Regions from separate parts of the Homo sapiens genome. Here region 2 is linked to region 1. Evidence: chromatin loops called from intact Hi-C (ENCODE). Cell type or tissue: ascending aorta. All regions are shown on one strand. Links, peaks and the distances in the headings refer to the core of each region. The heading gives the core; the rest is flanking DNA.

The links. A loop is a pair of places that touch in the nucleus more often than their neighbours do. Peaks named below come from ENCODE experiments on the same cell type or tissue, not always from the same donor. Only the 100,000 strongest peaks of a DNase experiment are listed, where the experiment ranks them.
Region 2: it touches region 1 in a loop (7-fold over the local background); 1 of 110 quality-filtered maps calls a loop at or near these places.

The regions. Positions count from the first base shown.
Region 1 is chr15:62,465,666-62,477,625 of GRCh38, forward strand. All of the region lies in intron 1 of TLN2 (talin 2), which reads left to right. Among named protein-coding and RNA genes, the nearest start is that of TLN2, 81 kb to the left of the region's middle. In ascending aorta, for the core only: no CTCF peak of the experiment used is centred there; DNase peaks (open chromatin) are centred at 3,966, 4,376 and 4,766; H3K4me3 peaks cover 1,326 bases; H3K27ac peaks cover 2,500 bases.
Region 2 is chr15:62,587,733-62,599,692 of GRCh38, forward strand. TLN2 (talin 2) reads left to right here. Exons shown (of 59, transcript NM_015059.3): 2 at 1,955-2,030. Among named protein-coding and RNA genes, the nearest start is that of MGC15885, 51 kb to the right of the region's middle. In ascending aorta, for the core only: no CTCF peak of the experiment used is centred there; a DNase peak (open chromatin) is centred at 5,531; H3K4me3 peaks cover 748 bases; H3K27ac peaks cover 2,057 bases.

The DNA.
Region 1 (11,960 bases), core at 3,764-6,263:
AATACTAAGTCTGTCCCCTAAGATGGGGTAGTGAGCTGATTTTATGGTTGCAAAGTATTATGAAAATGGAAAATTCTTACATGTACATTGAATGCAGTTGCAGCTGTGCTGTTTTTAAATTTTATTGTAAAGCATTTTTTTTTCTCTTCTGTTTATGCATTTCTGCAGAGCAGAACATAGAATTGGAAATGAAGCTTCCATGTCTGTCCTTAGTTTGTTGGCTGAATAGAATCATAGGTTTTAGGATTGGAAGGAGTTTGTAGAGTCCAGGAACTCCTTGTGTCTCATTCCTGTGGAGTAGGAGGTCGCGAGGGACTGGCGTGGTGGCTGGTGATAAGGAGAAAGCAGTTGCTTTTAGCATTGCTCCCTTTTCCAGAGGAAATATGATGGGGCTTTGAGAGAACTGGTGGGAAATGCCCCCTGATCAGGGGAGGTATGATGAGAGGCAGCGGCTGCCAGCCTGGAGAGCAGCCGTACTTTAAGCCCTGAATAATTAATGGTTGAACTCAGTCTAGGGGTTGCAAAACCTCCGAAACAGGCCAACCTCTCTGTTTAGTGACAATGAACCAGAGACCCAGGAAGGTCCGGTGGTATGTCTGGACCGAGGAGCCTATCAGAGAACGAACTAGGACTCGTGACTTTGTTCTAGTCTTCTTCCTGCTTCCTACATTTTAGGCTTTCTCAGTCCTCAGCACTGTTGCCGTTTGGGGCTGGATGATTCTTTGTTGTGCGGGGCTGGCCTGTGCATCGTAGGGTGTTCAGCAGCATCCCTGGCCTCTCTACCCAGTAGGTGCCACTAGCATCCCCACCCCCTTTCAGGTGTGACAGCCAAAAACGTCTCCAGACATTGCCAAATGTTCCCTGTGGGGTGAAATTGCTCCTTGTTGAGAACCGTTGCTTTAGAGGACTTATGATGCCCCTGGGAATTTGTAAACACAGCTTTTATATTAGCATGATCCCTTTTCTCCTTTTGCTTTGGAATATAAAATGCACAGCTGAGATATTTAGTATTTACTGTAGCCCTTCCAGTAGGTAACACTGGCTGAAAGCCTGTTGATAGGAAAGTGGTCAACACAGTTCTGTATTAAACCGCCTTGTGTTTGGGTTGACAGTTTTCCCCTAAGGAGATTTGATTTTGGTTTTATTTTCAGATTTGGGATGCTGATGACACTGACTCTGACCTTGTCTCCACTAAGCAGCTTGTACTTTTAATTTTTGCAAATGGCTGTGAATGGGGACAAACTGCCCAGTGGGTGGGGAAGTTGTCAAAATATTCCAAAAGCCAATGAGATTTCAGCATTCTGAAAGCCAGTGAAGAATTAGCCCTCCGTTTTGTGAGCCTTGCCTCAAGCTTGGGGGAGGACACTCACCAAACTAAACCTCCCTCGATATAGAGATGTGTGGGCAGATTTTAAAGTTGACCATTGCCTTATGAGTTACGGAATGGCTGTGGGTGCCTGTGAACTGGATGGATGTAAAGTGGCAAAGAGCCCCATACCAGGAGGCCGGAGTCCTGGGTTCTGTGCCTTGGCCTGCCTCCAAGTCTTTTGGTCAGGTCACCAAACATAATTGAGCAGTAGGTTATTGTCTGTAGGAGAAGGAGAGAGACAAAATTTTTGCTTCCCAGATAGGGGTGAAGTGCTAAGTGGTGAGCCTGGATTTGTGAAACCACAGGATAAACCTAAGATATCTTATTGGAGCCTTAATTTTACTCAGGTAATATGGAAGACAAGAGATTATTTTAAGGCCGGCTGTGGTGGCTCACGCCTGTAATCCCAGCACTTTGGGAGGTCGAGGTGGGTGGATCACCTGAGGTCAGGAGTTCGAGACCAGCCCGGCCAACATGGCAAAACCTCGTCTCTACTAAAAATACGAAATTAGCCGTGCATGGTGGTGCACGCCTGTAATCCCAGCTACTCGAGAGACTGAGGCAGGAGAATCGCCAAGAGGTAGAGGTTGCGGTGAGCTGAGATTGCGCCATTGCACTCCAGCCTGGGTGACAGAGTGAGACTCTGTCTCAAAAAAAAAATTAGTGTGAAAAAAAGCATGCACATATTGAATAATTGCAAAATTTGCATGACATGAATTTAAGCTAGAACACAGAACTTCATAAAGGAAGGAAACCTCAGACTTGCTGTGAATGGCTTCCCTAGTGTCAGGTGGCCCACCCCTTTAGTCCTTTGTGGAGTTTTGGCCAGATAATTTTATAATCCCTGCGGGGCCAGATCTCCAAAGTTCCTTCTGCATCTAAAATTTCTGGTTGGAGCAGAAAAGACACATCCTTGGCATAGTCTTGGGTAAGTTCACACACTTATCACCAGGCAGAGCCTTAGAAAGAATAAACAACAATAATAAAGGTTGTCTAGCTTTTAATAATCCAGACCCTTAAGTTTTCCTTCCATCCTTTTGGTGTAAATTGGAAAGCTGTTGCGAAGGCTTAAATAAATTTAATTTATTAAATAAATTTTTAAATTTAATTTATTAAATAAATTTCCAAAATAAATTTTGGAGCAGGCCTCATTTTGGTGTGGGACCCTCAGAGCTTAAGCATTGCCACCTAAGAGTTGACCTAAACTAGGAAATGAGCCAGAGGGTATAGCATGCTGATTTAAACTTCTTTGAAATGCCTGCAACAGAATGATGACAAGGGTGTTGGCTGTGGGGTCCATGTGAAAGTTAAATTACTGACATCCCCTGCACAGCTGGGATTTACTAAGCTGGGGAAAGTTAAGATGTTAAGACACTCCAGCCAGTCAGTTTTCATTTCTGAAATTATTTAATGTTACAAAGGAGTTGTCGGCTGGGTGTGGTGGCTGATGCCTGTAATCCCAGCACTTTGGGAGGCCAAGGCAGGCGGATCACAGGGTCAGGAGATTGAGACCATCCTGGCCAACAAGGTGAAACCCTGTCTGTACTAAAAATACAAAAAATTAGCCGGGTGTGGTGGCGGGCGCCTGTAGTCCCAGCTACTTTGGAGGCTGAGGCAGGAGAATGGCGTGAACCCGGGAGGCGGAGCTTGCAGTGAGCTGAGATTGCACCACTGCACTCCAGCCTGGGCGACAGAGCTAGACTCTGTCTCAAAAAAAAAATAAAAATAAAAAAAATACAAAAATAAAAAAAAAAATACAAAGGAGTTGTCTTTTGATGTTGATGTTCATGACAATTCTTTAGAAATGAATGTCAAAGGCTTCAGACAGGGATGCTCATTTCCATGCTGTTTTCTTGAGAGAGATAAGGCCAGGGCCTGGCAGGTGAGCAGAAGAACACCTACGAATACAGCAATTGCCCAGAAAACGGCTGCTGTAACCATTTGTCAACAATTTACCCTATGTGAGATGACTTTTCTATATGATGTAATAAAGATAATTTACAATGTTTTCGTGAAGGCAGGAGTAGGTGGTAGAGGGGGTTTTTCTTTGTCTTTTCTTGGCGTGTAATTGAAACAGAGCTTGGACTAAATGAGAAACATTTGTGTTGGAAAAAAGATTCCAGAAGCTTCTTGACTAGAGTCAAAAATTGCTTCCTTGTTTTATTGTGAGCATGTAAGCAGACTTCTCATCTAAGACAAGTGTTAAGAACATTGCCATTTCTGTCTGTTCATGAGCAGATGCATTTTCTGACCTAGGGAACTGTCTACATTGTAGACCAGATAGCACACACAGTGAATCAGAAGACAAAGTGTGTGAGTTGATCTGTCTCAAAAGAAATACATGGCTTTTGTGTGGATTTATAAATTCAGTCCCTTTCACAATGCTGCTTACCCAAAAGCTGTTCTTTATAAAGAAAAGTGTGCCCGTGCATTTTGAAGTCCCAAGCTTTTTTAAATTGGCCCCAGAGGAATGCTGGAGTTTGCAGAGGAAGACTAGTTGTTCTGCCATTGGGAAATAGGGCCTGAATGGATGGAGCAATGTGACTGAATACTTTGTGTTGGTGGAGTGTGCAAAGAAAAACTCTCCTCTTGTTCAGGCTGCTTGTGTGCTTGGCTTGATTCTGGAGTTGGCACTCTTGAGAGCCACCCACAAGCACCCTTAAAGCACTAACACACAGGCAATTCCTAAGTGGATGCCTAATGAAGGAAATATTTTAATCCCTTTGCTCTTACTGGCTCTCTTCTAGCTAAAGTCTGGTAGTTTAAAAAAGCAAAAGCCAAATTAAGAATACAGAACCCACTCCTCAATATGTCACCTTCTTCAAAAGTAAAACATCCCGGTGGATTTTGCCATCTTTCCTGAGCTCAAAATGGGCATGGCTCTTGCGTGTGGGTGTGTGTTTGTGTGGGGGTGTGTGTGTGAGAGAGAGAGCGAGAGAGAGAGCGCATGCACATGTAAGTCCAGCATTCTTCGTGATTGACTCAAAACAATAGCTTTATAGGGAAACCATTGCTAAGAGCTCAGGAAAAGTAAAGGCCTGCCAATTCCAGAAGGACAAAGGGTTTCAGCAACTAACATGGGAACAAAATGATCTCATGCCCCTTTCCCACTGAGACTGCACATAAGTGGGATCCTTCCCAAATTCTGAGGGCTCACTTATAGACACAGTCAGTGTTTCCAACCTATGGGACCCATTCGGGAGGATGGCCAAACCAGGAAACAGATTCCAGAGGTAGCTCTTTGATGTTTAACCCAGACAGTCAACCGACCCGGGCTCCTCAGCCAAGGAGGGGCTGAAACTCTTCAGTGAGGAAAACGAGACCCTGGCTTATGCTCAGGCATTAGTCACTACATCCAATGGCGAGTTCCCTTAAGTCAAAGGCCTGGGCCAGGGCTGACAGTGGACCTTTGATAACAGCTCTGCATCTCTGGGGTGCTAGGCTGCCAAACTTGAATTCCTAGTGATTCACACTAGCTGGCCCTTCACAGGCCTCAGAGAGCACGGGCAGGAAGAGGCCACAGGCTCCAGGCCTCCTGATGCCCCTGCCCCCAGCAGCCCTAAGAGTGGCCTGGAGCAGGTGCTGGGCAGGTGAGAATGGTATGCAGTTCTCAAGTGGCAGGTGAGATCCGCATGCAGGAGCTCTGGGACAGCCCCCAGCCACTGCCTTTGTTACCCACCGAGCCAGTGCAGGCACTGTGCTGGGAGAGAAAGGTGGGGGCATCTTTGAAGGTCTAAAAGTTTGGTGACACTTCCCTGCAGACAATAGTAGTTGTACTTTCAGTATCCTTGGAGAGAGAACATATCAAGACAAAAAGGCTATCGAGGCAATTCATATTTCATTAGTCATAGTAGGCCTTATGTACATTTTAAACGTAGCAAAATATAATTCTGGGACATTGCTAATTTGTTCTATAGACAATACTTGACATATATATGAAGAAGCTCTTGAATATCTGACACAACATGATAAAACTCCTCTGTTTTGCTCCAAACTGGGGTTAGGGTGGGGGTAAAAACAAACACAAGGCTGGGCATGTGTGGCTTACACCTGTAATCCCAGCACTTTGGGAGGCTGAAGCAGGAGGATGGCTTGAGCCCAGAAGTTCCAGAAGAGCCTGAGCAACATGGTGAAACTCTGCCTCTACAAAAAATTAGCTGGGCATGATGGCGTGTGCCTGTAGTCCCAGCTACTCGGGGGACTGAGAGGTGGGAGGATCACTTGAGCCCAGGAGGTCGAGGTCGAGGCTGCAGTGAGCCGAGATCATGCTGCTGCACTCCAGCCTGGGCAACAGAACGTGATCCTTCCTCAAAACAAAACACAAAATTGTTGCCATACTTAGGGGCAGTGCTGTTTGTAAGAAGCTTTAGGTCATATATGAAGATAAGAGTATGTTTTTGAAATAAGCTATAACCTGCGTCACCTCCTGAGTTTGGGTGTGCTCCAGTGTGCTACCCCAGCCGCACCCTGTATGTGCCTTTCCTGCATCTTTGCATGGCCCTTACAGGGAAGTCCCCTCCACTGGCCCCTTCATACTGCTCTAGGATTTTCTGTTCCCTTGTCTCTGTCAAACAAGAGTTCCCTGAGGGCAAGAACTACCCTTTTCTGCTGACACCCCAGCCCCTTATCTGGGGCCTGGCACCCAAGAGTCATGCTATGGAGGATCTGGAGGTAACTGAGATGAAAGATAAGAGTTGGTTTGGGGAAGGGTGAGGTTGGCCCTTTCACATTCGGGTTTGAAAACTCAGGACTGTAATAAAGACACAAGACAAATTCAGTAGTCTTCCCAAAGGCTGCAGGCAGGTGCACAGCCCAGCCTCCCTCATCAGTCAGTCAGATGGCAGCAGGAGGATGGGGGGCAGAGGCAGAGGGATTCCTTCTTTCTTGCGCCTTTCTGCCCAGCTCGCAGTGGTGCATTTCCTGCCTCCTTTCTTCCTTCTCCCCTGCGCTTGACATTCTCCACTGCATTCAGAATAAAGTTCCAATATCTTACCTTGGGATAGGAGGCCCGTCAGACTTAGATGCTCACCTGATTTCCCCTGATTCAGCTCCTGTTCCCACCTTTCCCATGCACCCACCCCCATGAGTCAGTCCCAAGGACTGATGTCTGGGAATCTCCTCACCCCACCACCTCCTGCATTGTATTCACCCACTTTGGGGTCTGTGTGCAAGTCATTTTTTCCAGGACCCCTCCCCACACCACCTATCTGATAGATCTCTTTCTTCCCCCAAACCCAGATCACATGCTCCCAGCCTTCGAGATGACTCCTTATATCTTCCTCATCTTTGTCCCATGGGGAGAACCCTCATGCCAGAGGGCTCCTTCTGTGTGCCTTTCACCCACGCTAGTGTGAGTTCCTGATAGGCAGGGATGCGGCTCCCTTCGCCTCTGGACCCTAGACAGCATCTGGCACGAAGCTTAGCAAACAGTGAGGACTCAAGTAGGCACTTCTCCCGTGCTTCAGCCCTGCACTGAGTATGGGGTGTGGGCCATCCAAAACTGGGTTCAAATGTTGCTTGATGTCATGGTGTCAATTTTTGGCTATTGTAACTAAAACATAAAAATGACAGCTTTGTTTACTAGTGAGATTTACCAAAAAAAAGTTTTTTTGGATGACATACTCTTGTTCAAATGATTAGGAAAGGAGTGTGCCTTCCTTATTTGGTCAAAATAGTAGTGGTGAGTGTGGGAAGGGTTAGGAATTGAGACACACTGATCATGCCCCTATAGCCTTTACCTATTTCTCCGACCGACGGATGACTTGAGCATTCGTTGAATGAGCAGAATTCCCCTGAGGAAGGTAAACTGACTGTGAGTGAGGTGCTTGGAGGAGGAGAGGCAAGGAAGCCAGGCCTCTGTGTGCAGCTGAGGAAGGGGGTGGCCCAGGGTTCCTCCTAAGTCTGTGGCCATGTCTGGTTCTTTGCTCCTTTCTTAGCTGTCAAAGGTGCCTTAATGAGACTGTTCCTGGTCACAGAATGTGCCACAGGAAATAGGCCTGCAGGGTGTGTAAGAGGAAAGACCAGTGGGTTTGCAGAAACCTGACACTGGCTTTTCCCAGACTGGGAGGCAGCCTCAGAGGTCAGCGTGGCATTAGCCCAGAGCACAGGACTGTCCCAGGGCGTAGACTTTTAAAAATGAAAGTGTATTTATAGATGGTGGCCCTGGGGACAGAACTTTCAACTGTTCCTTGTCAGGCCCCACCCCTTCACAGCACTGGGCTCACTTCAGTTTTATTGGTGTGTCTTAAAATGGGATTGGGAATAACACTGAGAATAATGCTTGGAGGTCCCTGTCACTAACACAAAACTGTCTTTTTTTTTTTTTAAGTGCTCGATTTCCATATACATACAGAAGAGTATGCAAAATGTAGGTGTAATTTAAAGAGTAACATGAACATCTGCGGAGCCAACAACCAGGTTACAAATACCTTAGAAGTCCTTCCCATCTCAACTTTTAACTGATCTTTGCTTTTCGTAGTTGCACTACCTATGTATGTGTTCCTAAACAATGTATGCTTTTGCTTATTATTCTTATTTTGAAAAATTGAGTACGGAGCACAAACCTGTGTTTGTAAGGGAAGGTTCCTACTGAAAACTATTAAGTGAAGAATCCTAGCAGAAGCAGAGGGCTTCAATAGTTGTGTGAGCTCAAAGGTCATACTTCTCTTTCATCAGTGCTACAAGAAGCCGGTTTCCTCACTGGATCCTGCTCTTCCTGTGCATCCCTTTGTAATTAGGGTTGCCATTCACAACTGCATTTACAAAGGAGTTGTACAGGGCCGGGCATGGTGGCTCACGCCTGTAATCCCAGCACTTTGGGAGGCCGAGGCAGGTGGATCACCTGAGGTCAGGAGTTCGAGACCAGCCTGGCCAAAGTGGTGAAAGCCTGTTTTTACTAAAAATACAAAAATTAGCCAGGTGTGGTGGCATGCATCTGTAACCCCAGCTACTTGGGAGGCTGAGGCAGAAAAATCGCTTGAACCCCGGAGGCGGAAGTTGCAGTGAGCCCAGACATGTGCCTTTGAGCTCCAACCTGGGTAACGAGCGAAAGTCTGTACTAAAAACAAAACAAAACAGAACAAACAAAGGAATTGTACAGCATTCAGAGAGACTTATAAAAGAGGATTCCTTTTAACATGTTAATTTAGCAGGGGTCCTAAACCTGAGGTTCAGAAAAGAAATTTCAGAGGGCTCATGAATCCTTGAAACTGAAGGCATAATTGTCTCTATGTTCTCCTTTTTGAGTGAAAGCATCTATCATTCTCAGAGGAATTTGTCATCCCTTCTCCACCCCTTTTTCACTCAGTAAGAATAAGGGATAATATGGGCCAGTCTTGGTGGCACATGCCTATAATCCCAGTGCTTTGGGAGGCTGAGGTGAGAGGATTGCTTGAGCCTGGGGGTTTGAGACCAACATAGTCAGACCCTGTCTCTACAAAAAATAAAATAATAAAATAATTAGCCAGGTGTGGCAGTGCATGCCTGTAGTCCTAGCTACTCGGGAGGCTGAGATGGGAGGATCACTTGAGCCAGGAGTTTGAGGCCGCAGTGAGCTATGATTGCACCATTGTCCTCCAGCCAGGACGGGAGAGTGAGACCCTGTCTCAAAAAAGAATAAGGAATAATGTGGAGGTTATGGTAGTGTTTTGTTTTTTAAATGGACCCTGAGGCTGTTGACGATTCCTTGAAATATGTTTGGTTTGCTTGTGTCTGAGTCGTCATTGGCTTCTCACGTTTGAGAGTGAAAGGAAAATGAGCTGTAGGTTAGACTCCGGGCTGTCCCAGGTGGAATCCTTGACGATGCTGTGGGTGGCCTTGCAGCCTTTGACTGTTCTCTGAAATCTGCATCTCACTCTCTTGACCCAGAGTAACTAGAATGCTAATGGAAAAAAAAAAAGTGGGACTGGTTGCTGCAGTTTCAAAACAAATGACCTCACTGCCTGAGTTCTACGCTATGCAAAAGAAACCCTAATTTTTGCCTTATAAATAATAATGGACCTTTGGGGAAATAGAGCCAAATACCCATTTAGTGAGGGTGGGGTATTTGGCTCTGTCTCCCTGAAGAATCGTTTAACGATTTGTCATTGCTGAAGCTTACTCCCTAGAAACAGAATGCAACCACTGTGACACCAACTTAGTAATTATTTCCTAAGAGATATGGTAATTTAAATTTATAATGACTTTCATTTCTTCAAGTTAAGAAAATAAACTTTGTATAAGCCGACTTAATGGGGACATTAATTTTCAGTTCTGTTCCAAAAGTGTAACAGAATTTTGGAATTTTCTAGCTGAAGGACACCTGAGTTTTATCACGCTCCTCGTTTTATAGATGAGTTGACTGAAGATCTGCAAAGTTAGGTGTGATCTGCTCGAGGTTGCATTGATGTGTCAGGGCTAACCGAAGCTAGAATGCAGGGGAAAGAGGCAACTATTTGGATGATTATATTTGAATTAATAACCCACCAACCTTTAAAATGCATGATTTTTTGTGGTCTCCAAGCATTTCCTGGGATGGTTCTGGTCTTGGGTGGGTAAACCTGATGTATGGAACAAGAGCTTTTCTTCTTGTTCTTATTCTTTATATCTCATAAATTCAGATTTTTGAAAAAAGTTTTTCAGTTTCCCTCTACAATTTTTAGATTTTCTTCCCCTGCTCAAATGTGAACAGTTCTTTCTTGAACTTTGTTTTTGACGAAAACCAGGAGTTTCAGTTTGGCTGGTGCAAGTCATTTGGGATTAAGGAGAGAGAACTGGGGGCATGGTTAAGATCTGGAACTGCAGGCTGCTTTGTCTCTTCAGTTAGGAGTCAGACAGAGTAAGAATAACATTTGTTTAGAAACAGAGTTTTATTAGAGTGGTAATTTACAGGTAAAATGTAAGCTTTATAGACTTGATTCTGCAATTCTATTCCTGGCCTTGCTGTTCCTCGCTGCTGATTTAGGGCAAGGCCTATCTTCTGAGTCTTGGCTTTTCTCATCTGTGAAAAGAGGGGCTTAGGCCTGAGTATTTCCAAGGACCCTTGGCAGCCATATGACTGGACTCCACGGTGGGATATTTGCAGAGAGGCTTCTCTGGAGCTGCTGCTTGTGGGCTGGCACCAAAACTGGAGGCAGAGGGTGCCAGCTGTGTTGCTGCACAGAGCCTCAGGAGCATGAACCCTGTGTGGCATTTTTCCCTCCTCCTGCTTTGTCACCTGAACCCCAGCAGTGTTGTTCAGTGCCGGGAGGATGTCGCTCACCCGCTGACACGGCTACCTGCACTGACACATGTCATTTGTGTCTTCTCTGCCAGTGCGCTGCTGCAGGGTGACATCTGGACTGGCCTCCTTGTCCCTCGGATGCTCGGCTGCCCAGAAGTTTCTGGATCAACTTGTTGAAGACCATGAGTAATCTTCATTTCTACTTCGCAAGCAGCTCTAGACCTGTGGCATCTCCAGCCAGGTCTGGCTGATGGACTCCTGCCCTCTGTGGCCAGCCTCTCTCACACCCAACTCCAAGAGCCTGGAAGATGGCAGCAGGGACTCCGTACAGGGCCCTTCTGTTGCCCCCAGCAGTCATAATGGTTTTGGGGCCTTCTGAATCTACCTTCTTGGAGCTACTTTGTTCCATCACCAGAGCCAAACCTACGAGTCCTGATTCTCTTCTTTGGCAGTTAGGGGAGTTTTGACCACTTTCCTCTCTTTCACTTTGCTCCAGCCACAATGGCCTGCCTTTACTGGCCTTCGAGAAAGCACCCGCTTTATGGTGGCAGATGCAGATGCCATTTCCTCTGTCCAACATCCTCTTGCCTGGCATGTACCTTCTCATCCATCATGTCTCATCCTAATGCCACCCCCTTTAGAGATGCTTATCTGACTACCTTGTTTCAATGTCTTCCTCCATCCCCAGGTATGCATCCTCTTTCTGTCTCTGATCCTTCCGTGTGTCTGTCTTTGCACTTAAAACAGGTTAGATCTCTTTAGTCGTTAGTAGACTGCCTATTCATCCATTCATTCAACAAATATTTCTTGAGTATTTACTATGTACCAGCAGCTGAGATAGGCACAGTCTATGCTGTCTAGAAACTTCCAATCCATGAAGAAAGACGAGATCAAGTAAAAGCCTAAGTAAACTGTCATGCTATTTGGGCAGAGTGCTTTGTTCTAATTACTCTAAAGCATCCTGGGCATCTTGTTAAAACACAGATCCTAACTCAGTAGGTCTGGGTGGGCCTGAGAGTCTGCATTTCTAACAAGATACAGGTGATGCTGCTGCCTTCTAGACCACACTTGGAGAAGTAAGGCTGTAAGCTTTTTGATGAAAATAAGACTTGTCCTGGAGTGTGACTCTTGCTGAACTGCCTGGGTGGATGTGGGTAAAGTTACTGGAGACCCTCAGGGTTTTGTCTGGCCTTGGAGTCTCTTCTAGCTGCAGGAGACTGAGTGGTCTGAGATGTGAGCCTGATTGAACAGTAGGGGAACCTGTTACCATCACCTGCATCTATGTGCTTGTCCTCCTTAAGGTTATCATAGGTTGTAGGTTTGTCCATTGAACCCTCCCTTAAATGTTGTGCTTTTCACATTCACTTGGTGGAATCCTATGGGCTCTCTCTG
Region 2 (11,960 bases), core at 4,394-6,893, 120 kb after region 1:
ATATGCTGACATAATCTCCCAGGTGGCTACAGAATGACGTTTCCAATTTATATTCCGTTCATGAAAGTGCCTATAACATTGGTTATTTATTGTCAGTCTTTGTCATCTTTACCAATCTGATAGGTACAAATAAGGTCTCCACTTTCTAAAATTACTTTTTTTTTTGGAGACGGAGTCTCACTCTGCAGTCCAGGCTGGAGTGTAGTGGCGTGATCTCGGCTCACTGCAAGCTCCGCCTCCCGGGTTCACACTATTCTCCTGCCTCAGCCCCCACAGTAGCTGGGACTACAGGCGCCCACCACCACCCCTGGCTAATTTTTCGTATTTTTAGTAGAGACAGGGTTTCACCGTGTTAGCCAGGATGGTCTCGATATCCTGACCTCGTGATCTGCCCGCCTTCGCCTCCCAAAGTGCTGGGATTACAGGCGTGAGCCACCGCACCCGGCCTAAAATTACATATTTTTATTGTTAGTATAGTTGCTATCTTTTCATATGTTTCTTGCTGTTATATTTTTTAAGACATGAAAAATTTGTTAATTTGCTTTATCCATTTTGAAGGGAATATTAATTTTCTTGTTTATTTTTAAGACTGTTTTAGTCTGTTTTTGTTACTATAAAGAAATAAGGGCGCAGCGGCTCACACGTGTAATCCCAGCACTTTGGGAGAACCAGGTGGATGGATCACCTGAGGTCAGGAGTTCGAGACCAGCCTGGCCAACGTAGTAAAACCCCGTCTCTACTAAAAATACAAAAATTAGCTGGGTGTGGTGATGGGCACCTTCCTAGCTACACAGGAGGCTGAAGCAGGAGAGTTGCTTGGACCCGGAAGGCGGAGATAACAGTGAGCCGAGATGGCACCATTGCACTCCAGCCTGGGCAACAAGAGTGAGACTCCATCTTAAAAAAAAATACATATATATATACATTTTTTTCATATATATATATATATATATATATATATATATATATATATATGAAATATACATATGAAGGCCTTTTTAAGAATGACACCAAAATATGCAACTATAAAGGACTGAGACATGTAGCTAGTAACAATTTTTTTAATCTAAAATTTTTGAATGGCAAAAATAGAGCAGAAATTTTAAAAACAATGATACTTTTGTCAAAAAATAAAATAACAAACTAGCAAATGAGTACTGGTACTCATTTGCTTTTATTTTGAGTTTATTCTTCCATAAGTAGGGAGAGAGAGATGTAGAGTTTTCTTTCCTAAATGCTAAACAACACCATTTGTTAACTAGTCTGTCATACCCACCCAGATTTGATTGCACGTACTTGGGACTGTTTCATATGAATCCTGTATCTGGATGTTTATTCTGTTTCGTAGATAACGTGTGTGTGTTCTCACACAGGCGCCTGTTCCTTTACTGTGGCTAGGCCATTTTGTTGATTTCTACAATTGATTATAGTGCTTCTCTGCTTCAAATTGGGTTTCCATGGAGCAAGTTCCCAGTGCCTTAGAGAACCAGGAGCCACATGGGAACAGCAAAATCAAGAAGGGACCACTTCACAGATGTGTTAGAGGAGCTAAATAGGAAAAAAAGAAGACAAGAGCACCTCATGTAAACTAATTTTAAAAAGAAGCAGAGTGCAATGCCTGAGATTTTTGTTTTCGACATTGAGGGAGGTGGATGTCTGTATTTGGTTTTTGTTTAAATTCAAAGCCATTAAAGCATTCCTACCACAAGGAAGAAGAAAATGTGTTTTGTCTCTCTGCCAGCAGTAACATAATTTTGGTCTTCAAAATAAGTGTCTTGGGACCTGAATTCCCTGTGGGTAAAGAAAATTCCCAGCCCATGTGTTGTGGCAGAAATTCATTGTTTCCTGAGTTATTTCCTTTCATGCTTAGTGTGGGGGAAATGACCAAATGTATAGATTGAGATTCTTTTTCAAAAACATTACTTGATTCTGATGATTGTTATTATGATTTTAGGTGCTGCAGGAGGCTTCTCACATGCTTTGGGATATCTTCAGGGAAATACGCTCTTAATAGAAACTGAGAATTTAAGGTAAGTCCTTTCGCAAAGATACTTTGTTCTTATCAATTGGCCAATCCCCTGCATTGGTATAGTTTTGTAAAGTGTTAAAACTGCTGTCTGTTATGCTGTCTCGTTTCATCTTCACTGTGGTTTTGCGAGGCAGGTGTGAAGAGTGCCCGGTCCTAATATTCCCATTCCTGTCTGATTTTTCCTCCTGGTAGCTTGGTGAGGTGATGGTAGGGGCCCAGAGGAGGAGCTGAGTAGCTGGGTTTTTGTTTTTGTTTTTGTTTTTGTTTTAATCATATTGGACCTTATAGTGTGAATTCTCATTCACTCACACTGGTTTGCTTCATAAATCTTTTCTTAGTGTGACGTGAGGGGGTAAGTGCTGGGTAAGGAATTAATGTAGAAACTTCTAGTGGTCTTTTTTTTAATTTTTATTTTAAGTTCAGGGTACATGGGCAGGTTTGTTTCGTAGGTAAACGTGTCATGGGAGTTCATTGTACAGATTATTTCATCACCCAGGTATTAAGTCTAGTGTCCATTAGTTATTTTTCCTGATCCTCTCCCTCTTCCCAACCTCCATGCCCCAGTAGGCCCCAGTGTGTGTTGTTCTCCTCTCTTCCCCATTGTTTCCGTGTGTTCTCATCATTTAGCTCACATTTATAAGTGAGAATATGTGGTATTTGGTTTTCTGTTCCTGTATTAGTTTACTGAGAATAATGGCCTCCAGCCCCATCCATCTTCCTGCAAAGAACATGATCTTGTTCTTTTTTATGGCTGCATCGTATCCCACGGTGTATATGTACCACATTTTCTTTATCTAGTCTGTCATTGATATCTCCAGTAGTCTTTGAACTGAAACTGGTTGGTGGTTGCTGGAGCCCTCCATGGTTGGGAAACAATTGTTCTAGCATGAGATAAAGTAAACTTTGGTTGTAGATTATTGTTTTCCAGTTTTGGTTGTCCTGGGGGGGTTGTGTGATCCCAAGTAGTGTGTACGAAGCATCCTGGGCAGAGACACAGGGTTCTTCTGCCGGTCTTAGTTGATGCTCTTACTCGGTAGCTGTATCATGGCACACCCAGATGTATCAGTTCTGTTCCTGACCAGCTGCAGAACTTGGGACAGGTTAGTTAATCTTTGTTTCCTTCTCTTCTTTGGAAATTATGTAGATTGGTCTAACCTGGTCATGCCTCTACTTTAAAATTTTGTGGAATAGGAAAAAAAAAGTCAGGACCTATTTCTATTTTTTTTTTTTGGCTGTATATAAAGAAAGTTGATGATTAAAGCTGGATAGGTGAATGAGGGTTCACTATATATTTACATACTGTTCTTTGTATTTTGTGTGTGGAATTTTTAATAATCAAAGGTTTATTTTCACAAAATAACTACCATCTACTAATATAATTTTGCCAAAGAGAAAATAATACTAAAAGAATAGGATTATTCCTAAATTTGTCTTTAGATTGTATGTATTTAGCATTATGAAAATGCTGTTTATTTCCTATGTCTTCCTCATTTCTCTGTAGTCCAGTGACTAGCAGCCATAGACTAACCAAAATTGGTCTGAGAACTGGTGTTTGGGAAATACTGGGACACATGACTGCTGAGGGCTCTTCTGCCTCTAAGACTGTATCATTCCTCTGAAGCAGGAAAGAAAGGTACTTTACCTGTACATTGCCTGTTTCCAGAAAATGCTGTGACATCTGGCATGGTCAAACTAGAGAGGTCAGAGGGCCATACAGAAGGGATTCTATTGGGAACCTTGAGTAAAAATGGCCCATTTGTGCGAACATCCAGTTTAGCTTTGAGTCACACCATGGTCAAGGTAAAGACAAAACTTGACAGTTTTAAGTAACCTGATGGAAGTGTACAGACTCCTTCCTTCCCACCATTGTGGGGCAGCCTCTGGCCAGATGTGATCTGACAGATAAGTATCTGACTGGCATGTGGGGATGCTGAGAGCCAGGGGTGAGGCGGGTAGAATACTGGACTCCAAGGAGACCAGTGCATACCTTGGGTGTGAGGAGCTCCAGGCTGGGTGTGGAGGTCGAGGGCACAGCTCAGAGTTCCGAGCTGATGGCAATGGGATCAGGTGTGCTCAGGATGGAGAAGAGCTTTCCTGACCAGAGGACCGTCTGAGAATCCAGGGGTGGATATTGTCCTTTGAGGACCCCCAGAGGGTGCTGAGTGGTCCAATCTGGCTAAAAGACCTGGGGCACAGTGGCCGGGAAACACATCAGATCTATGCCGTTACCAAGACTTCAGATCTGAAAGGAGTGTTCTGGGTGGATTCTTAAGCCGTTATCTGTGGGAAATGGAAAACTGTGCTTTCTGTTTACTTCCCCTTGGGGTATGGGGATGTGTATAAGGAGGAGGGTGGGAGGAAGACAGAGGGAATAAAGGACTGAATTATTTAGCACAGTAAAATGATGTGGGGAAGAGCAGCAATACCTGTTCCAAGAAGCCTGCACAATCCTAGCTGCTTCTGAGAGTCCTGAGAAGTTATGTGTACTCTGCGTTGATTGGAATATGGTGATTCAGTCCTTTGGAATTGTCCCTTAGTGATTTCTGGCTTTCATTTGTCTTAACATTCTGATTTTCTGGGAAACCCAAATGAAATTTGACAGACTTACCTAGTTGTTTTCTGTTGTGTCAACTCTCGGTTTGCTGCCTAATTGGTATGCTTCACATGGGTTTCCTCTACCCAGGAATGTTTATTCTCTTCCCTTTTTAGGAAAAAGCTGTATTGAACAACAACAGAAACATTTGTTTTAAATGTATAGTAATATGAGAGATTACCTGAAGTCCTAACATGTCTGAAAGTATATAAAGTCTGAATAAATGCTAGGAGGAGCTTTTATTTTGACATAAACCAGAGGAAGGAGAATTGCTTTAAGTGATGTGGACCAGTCCAAAGTCTGAATAAAAGTTAATGAATGAACAATGTAACCAATCAATCATGCTCTTGAGTCTTTCACAAGGCTAAGACATTCTGGATGAGATCTTGTAGGGATGAGCAGTTGAGAATTTGAGACGGCCACGCTTTGCAGGAATAAACATGATGCTTTAAAGAGTTACATGCATTCATGGATGTGTGTGCATGTGAGAAAAGGGTGATTGATAGATGGGGTGGGGGAATGATAAATGATTTGTTTGGCATTTTATGTAATGACTTGTGATATATTCTGGATTTGAGATTAAATGCAATATTCTGACCTTATCTCTGTGTTCCCTGAAAGCTTGTAAGAAAAATATTTTAAAATCTATTTTCAATGAAAAATATTGTTTTTGGCTCTCAGGGAATTTTTAGTTCCCACTGCTATTTAGGGAGAATTGTTGAATCTGTGAAATTCAAAGGAGGATCTTTGCAGCTCTTTGTCATTCTGTACCAGTCATTTAAGGGCTATGACGTCAGTGAAGAGAAGTTGTTCCATGCTTCCTTCATTAAAAATGTAACCTGTTATGCACTTTTGTCTTCCTGCCACCCTCCATTAGCTGATTCTTTGGATTATGCTTCTTGATGACTGTAGGCATCATTTGGTCTCCCACCTGCAGGCTCCCTGAGTGACTGAGAGTTCTTCTTAGCACTGTCAATCAAGATTCCTGGACCTAGGCTGCGCTCCTCACTCTGCTGTTTGTGCTTAGTAAATGTTTCAGAACAACAATAACAATTTCCAGGCTATTTTTCATAATTAAACTTACTAAACCATGGTATAATAGGGTATGCTGTTTCCATGCATTTTTTGGCTAATTATGTTCATCAGTTAATTTCTTTCCACATTAAGAAGCCCCCCTGGAGAACTCAAGATCTGAGACTTTTCTATGTAAGAATTGATTGGATTTCATGGACTCGATGACTCTAGAATACATTTATCTGCAATTGAGTATTTTTCTATAGAACTTGAACCTTTGAAAACAATCACTTTTCTTTTTTAGCTGCGAAATTCCATACTGGGAAGATCTAAAATGGCCATTAAAGCCATTCTATTCTGTTTACAACAAATCAGAATTGGACAGCTTTCCAAATCCATAAAATAACTAGTGTACTACTTATAGAGTGTAAACATGACTTTACCAAGATTAAAATAAACACATGTAAGGCCAGCTGCAGTGCTGTCAACACACCACTATAAAGCCTGATAAACGTTGAGGAAAATCCTGCTGCTGTGATGTAAACAATGATCTTATGGAGGATCTTTTATTTAAAAAATTTAATCAAAATATTGCATGCAAATGGATAAAAATAAGAAACATCTGTATGAAACCACAAAAGACCCTGAATAGCCAAAGCAATCTAGAGCAAAAAGAACAAAGCTGGAGGCATTATACTACCTTACCTCAAAATATGCTACAAAGTGATAGTAATCGAAACAGCATGGGTACTGGTATAAAAACAGACACATAGACCAGTGGAACAGAATAGAGAGCCCAGAAATAAATCCACACAGTTACGGTCAATTGATTTTTATTGTTGTTATTTGTTTGTTTTGGAGACAGGATCTCTCTCTGACACCCAGGCTGGAGTGCTGTGGTGAGTCCTGACTCACTGCAGCCTTGACCTCCTAGGCACAAGTGATCCTTTCACTGCAGCCTCCTGAGTAGCTAGTACTACAGGCATGTGCCACCACGCCCAGCTAATTTTTAATTTTTTTGGAGAGAGAGGGTCTCCCTATGTTGCCCAGGCTGGTTTCAAACTCCTAGGCTCAAGTGATCCTCCCACCTCAGCCTCTCAAAGTGCTGGGATTACAGACGTAGCCACCATGCCCATCTCACCCACCTCAATTGATTTTTGACAAAGGTACCAAGAACACACAATGGGGAAAGGGCAGTCTCTTCAATAAATAGTGTTGGGACAACTGGATATCCACATGCAGAAAAATGAAATTAGACCATATCTCACATTATATACAAAAATCAACTGAAAATGGGTGAAAGACATCTATGTAAGACCTGAAACAGTAAAACTGTTAAAAGAAAACATAAGGGAAAAGCTCTGTGACATTGGTCTGGGCAAGGATGTTTTTGGATATAAACACAAAAGTGCAGGCAATGAAAACAGAAATAGACAAATGGGATTACATTAAACTAAAGCTTCTGCAAAGCTTAGGAAACAAGAGTGAGGAGACAGCCTGCAGAATGGGAGAAAATGTTTGTAAATCATGCATCTGATAAGGGGTTACTATGCAAAATATATGAAGAACTCAAACAATAGTAAGAAAACAACCCTATTAAAAATGAGCAAAGAATCTGAATAGACATTTCTCAAAAGAAGATACACAAATGGCCAACAAGTATATGAAAAAATACTCAACATCACTAATCATCAGGGAAATGAAAATTAAAACCACAATGAGATAGTACCTCACACTTGTTAGGATGGCTATCATCAAAACAATGAAAGATGGGCTGGGTGCGGTGGCTCACGCCTGTATCCCAGCACTTTGGGAGGCTGAGGTGGGGGATCACTTGAGGTCAGGAATTTGAGACCAGCCTGGCCACATGGTGAAACCCCGTCTCTACTGAAAATACAAAAATTAACCAGACGTGGTGGTGGGCGCCTGTAATCCCAGCTACTTGGGAGGCTGAGGCAGGAGAATCGCTTGAACCTGGGAGGTAGAGGTTGCAGTGAGCTGAGATCGTGCCATTGCACTCCAGCCTGGGTGCAGACTCCGTCTCAAAAAAAAAAAAAAAAAAAGGATGAAAGATAACAAGTGTTGGTGAGGATGTGGAGAAAAGGGAATGCTTGTACATCACTGGAAAGAATGTAAGTTAATATGGTCATAATGGAAAACAGATTAGAGACTCCTCAAAAAATTAAAAATAGAACTTCTATATGATCCCTTAATCCAACATGTCGAAGAGATGTCTGCACTCCTATGTTCATTGCAGCACTGTTCACAGTAGCTGGGATATGGAATCAACATAAGTGTCCATCATTGGATGAATAGATAAAGAAAATGTGGTATACATACACAGTGAAATACTATTCAGCCTTCAAGGAAATTGTCATTTGTAGCAACATGGATGAACCTGGAGAGCATTACATTAAGTGAAATAAGGTAGGCATAGAAAGACAAATACCCGTGTTCTTAATTACATGTGGAATCTAAAAAATTTGAACTCAGAAAAGTAGAAAGAGGTGGTTACCAGTGCTGGGGAGATGTTGTTCAAAGGATACAAAATTTCAGTTAGATATAAAGAATAAGTTCAAGAGCTCTGTTGCACAGCATGGTGACTACAGTTAATAATGTATTCTTGGCCAGGCGCGGTGGCTCACGCCTGTAATCTCAGCACTTTGGGAGGCCGAGGCAGGTGGATCACGAGGTCAGGAGATCGAGACCATGGTGAAACCCCGTCTCTGCTAAAAAAATACAAAAAATTAGCCGGGCGCAGTGGCAGGCGCCTGTAGTCCCAGCTACTCTGGAGGCTGAGGCAGGAGAATGGCGTGAACCCAGGAGGCGGAGCTTGCAGTGAGCCGAGATTGCGCCACTGCACTCCAGCCTGGGCGACAGAGCAAGACTCCATCTCAAAAAAAAAAAAAAAAGGTATTCTTGAAAATTGCTCAGAGTAGATTTTAAGCATTCTTATCACAAAAAAAATACGTTAACATATGTTAACTAGCTTGATTTAGTCATTCTATGATATACATATTTAAAAATGACACATTATAGCATGTTCTATAACTTTTATTTGTTAATATATTTTAAAATTTTAATTACAAAGCTGGGTGCAGTGGCTCATGACTAATCTCAGCACTTTGGGAGGCCAAAGTGAGTGGATCACCTGAGGTCAGGAGTTCGAGACCAGCCTGGCCAACATGGCAAAACCCCGTCTCTACTAAAAATACCAAAACTAGCCAGGCATGATGGTGCGTGCCTGCAGTTCCAGCTACTCTGGAGGCTGAGGCACGCGAATGGCTTGAACTTGGGAGGTAGAGGTTGCAGTGAGCTGAGATCATGCCACTGCACTCCAGCAGCCTGGGCAACAGAGCAAGACTCTGTCTCAAAAAAAAAAAAAAATAATAATAACTATGAATTTTAAGTCAAAGTATTGCATGCAAATGGCTAAAAGTAGGAAACATTACAGAAAAGCTTATAGTGAAAAGCAACAGCATCTTGCCTTCCTTCACTTATTTCTACTTCTTAGAGCAACTACTTTTTTTCCTGTAGATTGTTTTTGCTTCTTTTACGGGGGCTTCCACACGTAAAAACATGGTGCTTGCAACTCAGCTCCTCACTTTGTCAATCTTAAAGGCTGTTTCATGGTAGCTTGTTGGGATGGCAGATCACGCTGTTAGTTCTCTCTAACCATCCCCATCTCCCTGCCTCCCTAAAGCTGATTCTTGCTTTCAGTCCTGCTGTTCCCCTTTGCACCCTCAGATGACACAGGCAGCCAGCCTTTTTCTTTTTCTGTCTCCTAGATACACTATTTGTTGTCTCCCACCAACATGCTCCCAGTCCAACCCCTCAATTTCAGGCAGCTGTACCTTTAATTTTATATTCTGTTCTTCAATCTCACTCAGTAAAGGCTTCCATGATTTTATCTCTAGATTCTGAATGTTAAAAACCAGTAAGTGGTATTTCCTCTATTATGATTAAGTAGATGCTGTTCCCATCGGAACCTAGTTGTAGAGTGGGATTCTAATCCTCAGAGCCTGAAGTCCTCACCCTTTTGCCCCTCAGTGGAGTATGTTTAAATGGATTCCCCTTTTATACTGCAGCAGCTATCTTGAAGCTAGCCTCCAGTTCTTCTGGGTTCTCAGTCACCCCATCGCCTCTCTCAGGAGCCCGCTTTGTTTCTGGAGGTCTTGCTCTCACAGCCCGCCCTCCTTGGTCAGGACAGGTTGATCTCTAGGTACACTGCACAGGGCTCAGCAAATGCCAGTGGCCAAGGAAAGCTCGTGATTACTACAGCTTGAGCATTCCTTATCCAGACTGCTTGGGTCCAGAAGTGCTTCAGATTTCATTTTTTTTTCCAGATTTTTGGAATATTTACATATACATAATGAGATGTCTTTGGGATGGGACCCAAGTCTATACATGAAGTTTATTTATGTTTTACATATACCTGATACACATAGTCTGAAGGTAATTTTATACATCATTTAAAATAATTTTGTGCGTGAAACAAAGTTTTACTGTATGTTGACTGTGACATGTCACATGAGTTCAGGTGTGGAATTTTCCACTTGTGGTGTCTTGGCAACACTCAGAAAGTTTCAGACTTTGGAACATTTCAGGTTTCAGATTTTCAGATTAGGTATGCTCAACCTGTATTGGAGAATCACCCCAGGCTGTCGTGTGTTGGATGGGGCAGTGGCCTGATCTATAAAATTTGCCATCATTTATTGAGGACTTGATGTCTTAGGCACCTACATCCTTGAAGCCTGGTGTCTCTTGAAATTCTCACACAAGCCTTGTAGAACAGATGTTATCACTGACATTTCACACACAAAGAAGTTAGACCCTGGGTGGGTGACTTCTGAGACCTTTCCTGTAGTGGGAAGTGCTTCTTGGATCCTGGGGCAGGCTGAGAGCGTGGTGGTCGGCTGTGTTTTATAGGTGGGAAAAGACTTCTCTGTCTCTGCCACGTCTTGGACACGTTCTTCCACAGATCTCTGTCTTTACCCCAGAAAATCGCTGCTTCTCTAGCAGAGTCAGCTCTGCCTCGTTCCCAGCCTTGTCCTTGTCGTGGGTGTGCCTTATGGCCAGGAGCTCATTCTAAAGAATTCTGCTGTGCGTGGACAGGGGAACATCCTTCTCTGCTCGATGTTCCCTTGGTGAATTTGATGGGAGAAGCTGGACCTCTTACCCAACCCTGCTGGTAAATGGGAAAAGGTGTTTTATCAATGACCATTATTGTATTTCCTCATAGCCTGAAGTGTGTGTGTGTAAGTCAAGTACATTTGATTTTTTTAATGCCTCATATATTTTTGTAGTTATTTTGGAAGGAAATTTAGAAAGATAATCAACTTTTCTCTCCATTCCTGAGAGAAATGGAATTTTCTCTCAGGAATGGAGAGAAAATAGAAGTGCTCAAAGTAAATTCAGAATGGTGGTCTGAATAAATCTTTTAGTATCCTGGTATTTGTGAGTTACCTCCTATGGTAGTGACCGGATGGATGGCAGGTGCCCTGGGCGATGGGACCCGTGCACAGTGTTGGTGTCCTTCCCACTCCTCCTCACTAGACAGAACTAGAGGAAGCCTTGACCATGGAACCAGGAGTCTTTCCACAGACCTGTTACCAAAGAATTCTTCTCTGTTTTCCCCTGGAATAGCACATTGAGGATGGGGTGGCTGTGGATGGAGTTCCTCCTTGTCACCTCTGTGTCAGGCCAGGGTGGTGGCGTTAACATGTGCTGTCTCTGTGCAAATATACTTCTTTTCCAAACATCTTGGCCAATGATGTTTATGCCCCCAAACAGGTATTGAATAAAAGGAAACATCTTTAGAGCTGGGCCTCAGTTACTTAAGGAGGAGACATTTGGCTTTAGTGAGGTCAAGTCTAAAGGGATAGAGGGGAGTCAATATTTAACTGGTTGCAGTGATGACCAAGGGTGATGTCCCACATTTAAACTTGTTAGTGATAAGCAGTCCGAGGTTACCCTACCATTAACTTACAGTGATCTCACTGTGACTTGAAATTTTTTATATTGATTGATTGTAAGGACGGGATAGAATGCTGAGCAAATAGACTTGTAATCTGTATGTGACAGCTTTTACTCTATTATACAAAGATCAGTAATCTTCACAGCTTTACAAATCCAGTGAAAACTGGATACAAATGATTTAGTGGCACAAATCTATTTGGAAAATTTAAATCTGAGGCAGACCCCAACCGTTCATCAAGAGAGGGAAACATCAGTGAAGTTTACAAAGCCTTTTTACCTGATCCTAAATATTTCCCAGATATGTTCTATATTCTTCAGTTTATTTATCTCTAAGGGATGAGGAGT